Linked DNA regions of Homo sapiens: region 2 is linked to region 1. Evidence: read pairs that join two places in POLR2A ChIA-PET (ENCODE). Cell type or tissue: OCI-LY7. All regions are shown on one strand.

Region 1 (2,500 bases):
ATCTGTAATGCTGCCTGGAAGGGGAGGGCAGAGGGCTCGGTAAGCAAAACCTGTAAGCAGGAACAGACACACACACCAAATCTTGGATGCACCTCAGAGGTGTGAATACGGACCCCTGATGAAGTGTACCTCAAGGCAGTTTTGCCACCATTTCTCTGTTTTGTATTATAAGGCAAAACTGACTCCACACACCCAGTAAGATTGTAAAATGCATATAATCTTGATTTTTAATCCTAATTCTATCTAAGCTGTTACAGAAAGGAATACAATGCAACATAATAAAAAGTGAAGTCATTTTCCTTAAGTTTGCCTGACACACTGCAGTAACATTACAATGAGCATATTCAGAAGAGGCCTCCAACTCCTAGAGGGGGAGGGCAGTGGGAACTCTCACTCTCAGGGCTTTGTGTAACAACCACCTCCTTAAGCAGGGCCCAATTTAAAGGAGAAAAGACACGACATGCCCTCAAGAACCGGAGGGCAAGAAGCCAGGCGCATCAGCCCCTCCAGGCCTTTCTGGGCCTGGCTCAGGCTGGCCAAGGTCAGGGTCGGCCCAGCTCCTAGCTCCTCAGAAGCCTCTCTTTCCTCAGGCACTCTAAGAAAATAACAATAGCTCTTTAACCACCCTTTGGAGAGGCAAGGGACCTTTCAAAAAGGCTTCGCTGGGCTGCAACTTGAAGATGAAGCAGTAGCAGGAGCTAAGGACGTGTAGGTGACTCTAGGGAGGGGGTGCTGTGGTTCCTGCGGAGGGGGGGCCTGGAGTTCACGAAAGGGGGGCCTGTGACCCATTGGCTTCCTAGGTCACCCCGGGGCTTTGACACTCCACTTTATCTCCTCCCTTGGCTGGTGAAGACCAAAGCCTAAAAAACCCATGTCTTCTACCCAATTTTTCTAAAGACCCAAAGTGCCCCTGAGCTCCAGGGCGGGGTTGGAGACTCCCACGTGGAGGAATCACGTGGGTGCTCCTCCATCTTCTGCCCACCCTAAGGGGCCTAAAACTAACCCCAGCCACTTTTCTACTGAATAGTCATTGGCTCTTAACATGAGGTTTGAGATCAAATGACCTCCCTCCCCAATAAACTTTTTAGAAACAAATTCCTAGCATTCTGGTTTTCTAAACATTAATTTTAACTGCTATTAACTGCAGCAAACTAAGTTTCAAACATAAAGAACAAAACTCATTGGTAGAGACATAAATGAAAACTTCTGGAGTTTTCCAGGAAACTTCATACTAAACACAACTCTGTACATGAAAACTAGTTTTCAACTGTGCAACTTTTCATTAGGAAGGACCCTGCCTTCAAAAGCTACAATCTGGGTAGATGCTCAAAAGTAACAAATGTCACTAGAAGTGTCCTCAAAAGTCAAAGGACCAGAGGACCAGGAGCCTGAATGACTTGACTTTTTGGGGCTTTGCAATTCCAGAATCTGAGTGACTCCCACAGTAAGCAATCTGAGAGATTACTGTGGGCTGGGGGCGGCCGGGAGACTGCTGGAAATAGATTTGTAGCCTATTTGAAAGTTACATTTAAGGTGGGATTGTCTCTTCATATCTGTTTCCCATCTCAAGATAGTGAGCCCCCTAGGGCACAGACGGTGTGTGTTTTGTTCACTTCTGTACCCTCAGCATAAGGTAGTCTCCAACACAAGATGCTCCATAGATGGTCACTGAATACACGAACAGTAAGTGGAAATAATGAGGAAAGACACCAAGGGGCAGCCAGGGCAGCACTGTAAAAACAGAGCCAGGTGTGTGTGTGTGTGTCCTTGAGCGTGAACTGTGTCTGGGAGGGAGGGTCTGAGGAATGGGAGGGTTGCACAGACCTCGGAGTTGAACGGTTTTACAGGCGGGATCAGGGTCGCGCAATGCACCAGCAGCTGAGATATGGAGTAGGCAGGAAAGCTCCAGCTGAGAAGCTCTTCTGTGAGCGGCTCTCCCATCCTTCACTTCTCAACCACGGACAAGCCTTAGGTTCACCTGGAGGCCTGATAAGCACAGGCCGTTGGGCCCCACCTCCCATATTTCTCTTTCAGCATGTCTGGGGAGGAGCCCTCAAATCAGCATTTCCAACAAACTTTCGGGTGATGCTGGTCTGGGAACCTCACTTTGAGAATTACCATTTCTTCTTTTCCTCATCAGGCCATTTCAAGTTTAGGCCGGAGGATATCTTTATTCAGTTAATCTTGATTCCCAAGGCCTTCCTTATTTGTGTCTAATTTAGCAGGACAAAAAGGAATGAACAGCATTTTTGTGATAGCAACTGACAACTGACATTAGAAAACAAAATACTGCACGCAGAGTTAAGATGTCTTATACTCAATTTTAATGACAAAACTCAGGGTCTCAAACTGATGTGTCAGATCCTACTGGCCCAGTGGGGCCCAGATTCTCCTTGCTGGGGTCTTAAAGTGATGGCAGTGGGATCTTATCCAAAGCCCAGAAAGGAACTGAAACAGTACTTACGTTTAAAAGAGTAAGTAACATCTCCCACTACTACAT
Region 2 (2,500 bases), 540 kb before region 1:
CTGGATATAAAACAAAGCTGAAAAGCCAATTACCTTCAGACACTGAAGCTGCAACCTAAAACCACATCATATGCCAATTTTTCTGTCTCTTGTTTATTTAATTTACAAAGATATGCTTCAGATGGTATAATATTAATGTACATCCTAGGGCTACTTAGCTAAAGATACAGGTACTTCCAGGAGTCAAAGAACTCTTTCTAATTTTTCTTATTTGCTCATTACAATATTAAATTCTTTGTAACACAAAGTCAGTGTTATAAAATTGGAGGCAGATGAATTCACAGAAAATATAAAGATGTGAAATTCCCCCTCCTTGTCTGTCACTCTAGGAAAAGCCCAAGTATCCTGAAATGGTGGTCCAGCTTCTGGAAATTTTGTTAGAAGAATACAAGGGGGCTAGAAGCATGAAATAGGCTAGGGGGTTGAGAAGTTATATTGTAGATGCAGTTGGATATTGCCTTCATAGCTTTGATTCAACTTAATAATTATTGAGGTCTACTTTGTGCAAGGTACTATGCTCAAATATATGAAGTTATAAACCAAAAATGAATACAACCAATACAAAGAATCTTAAGTAAAGACCCTTAGTTTAAAAATTACCTCATCCAAATGTGCTTCTAATACCTGAATACACATATTATACATCACATTCTTCATCCAGTCCAGGGAGACCCCTCTAGTAACAGAGTGGGAACTTCCCACTTCTCAGGGCAGACAGCTGCATAATTCTAAGTACTAGATAAAGCCCTGTCCCCCATCCCACCTCTTTTAATAAGGAAACAGAGTGTTTCCTTCTAATTTCCACCCACTGATCCTGGTTTGTCATTTTTTTTTTAAAAGTCCAATTCCCCTTCCATATGGCAGCTCTTCAAATACCATGTCTCCAAAGTCTCTTCTCCAATCCAAACAAAAGGCAATTTCTGAAATAGAAATGTAAGGGGAATGCTAGAGAATACAAACAACACATAAAAGTCTTTCAAATTCTCCAAGTTAATTTATGTAGCTTTTTTTTTTTTTTTTTACCTTTGCAGCCTGAGGAGTACAAGCAATATGCACAGTGCTGGGCTTCACCCCATTTGCCTTAGGTCTTTTAAACAAAGCAAACCTACTTTTCCTCCTTCCTCTATCGCCATTTGGGAGAGACCCATTATACCTGATGGGGGAAAAAAAGTATAGGTGATCTCTTGCAAGAACTGCACAATTATAAAACAAATGTTTGACTTTGCCTTGCAGAATCAATTCCCAATTAATTATCTATTAACACATTATAATTATTTAAAATTCCTTTGAGCAACTGTTGATCTCCATACCAGGTGCCAGTGTGTGAAACAAAATGAGATTCTTTTTCTGGCTTCATTCCAAGTCACAGAGAACCTTTTGGATTATACACAGATTCGTGTTATCTCTATTTTTTTCCTTCCCTCTTTTATGGAAGATAATTAAGAGCTGATTAATGGCATGTCTGACTCCTTATGACTCATTCTGTTTTTTTAAGGTGAACTGTTTGCATGTGCTAATACAACCTTTAAAAAGTACAGTATGTATTGTTTAAAACACAATCTCCTTTAATTGTGAACCAAACACTTTAAATAGCTGAACTTTTGAAGTAAGGAATTTTTAGATTTGTTAAGTCTTAGCTACCTGAATGTACAAATGCACTCTCATTATGTTAGCAGAACCTGTCCAACAGACATGTTTGCTAAGTAGTAAACATACTTTTGTTGTTCAGATCTTATGACCATTTCTCCATAACATGTACACATACACACACACACACATATACATCCTAAAGGTAAGCAAGTACTAAACCAATGGAAACAAGTTAAAAACAAAATAAAAATATTTGGGTGTTTACTATGTACCAGGCACTATTGAATGCTATCCCATACACATCACCTCACTAAATCTACCCTTGCAAAAATTCTACTAGATTGAAATCACTGTCCCCATTTTTGTACATTAGGAAACAGACTCAGAAGAATTATATTCTGAAGTGACACTGGCAAAGCCAGAATTTGAATTTAAGTATGTTTGTCATGTGGTTATGTCATTCTTTACTGCTTCATTGAGGCATGAGCAGTAGCTTAATAATAATCTTTCCTCATTCACCGTCCACCTCCCCTGCCCCCGCCCCCTGACAAATCTTGGGTTTGATGATCTACCATATGTAGTTGGTCAATCTAGGGGGAAAGGAAGCAGGGAACAGGGACAGTTTTGAGGCTGGAGGAGGAAGTGATTATAAAATGGCCTGTAATTGTGGCTGGCAAGGAAGAATGTTTTAAAGCTGAGAAGAGAGTTTACTCAATGACTGCCATATATAGAAACTACATTGACCCTTTATAAAAAATAAAATACTTTGTATTGGAGAAAGCCCTTGGTAATGTTGCTAGCCTTGCTGTAAGTCCAAAGTACAGCCCCTTAGCTAATAATTATTTTAGCTATTTTAGGCTTTGTATTGCCCCCAGACCCTCTGTCGATTCCTCACTGCCCCTTCACTACT

The links. ChIA-PET counts read pairs that join two places held together with the same protein. Peaks named below come from ENCODE experiments on the same cell type or tissue, not always from the same donor. Only the 100,000 strongest peaks of a DNase experiment are listed, where the experiment ranks them.
Region 2: POLR2A ChIA-PET joins it to region 1 with 5 read pairs; 2 of 35 experiments call an interaction of 5 or more read pairs at or near these places.

What each region holds. Positions count from the first base shown.
Region 1 is chr2:64,639,899-64,642,398 of GRCh38, forward strand. The region is part of intron 1 of SERTAD2 (SERTA domain containing 2); the gene reads right to left. SERTAD2-AS1 (SERTAD2 antisense RNA 1) reads left to right here. Exons shown (of 2, transcript XR_940172.3): 1 at 1-2,500. Among named protein-coding and RNA genes, the nearest start is that of SERTAD2-AS1, 4.2 kb to the left of the region's middle. RefSeq lists an enhancer at 2,320-2,500. In OCI-LY7, a CTCF peak has its summit at 1,580; no DNase peak of the experiment used is centred here; H3K4me3 peaks cover 2,500 bases; H3K27ac peaks cover 2,500 bases.
Region 2 is chr2:64,103,678-64,106,177 of GRCh38, forward strand. PELI1 (pellino E3 ubiquitin protein ligase 1) reads right to left here. Exons shown (of 7, transcript NM_020651.4): 3 at 1,024-1,153. Among named protein-coding and RNA genes, the nearest start is that of PELI1, 39 kb to the right of the region's middle. RefSeq lists a silencer at 1,334-1,534. In OCI-LY7, no CTCF peak of the experiment used is centred here; no DNase peak of the experiment used is centred here; H3K27ac peaks cover 2,500 bases.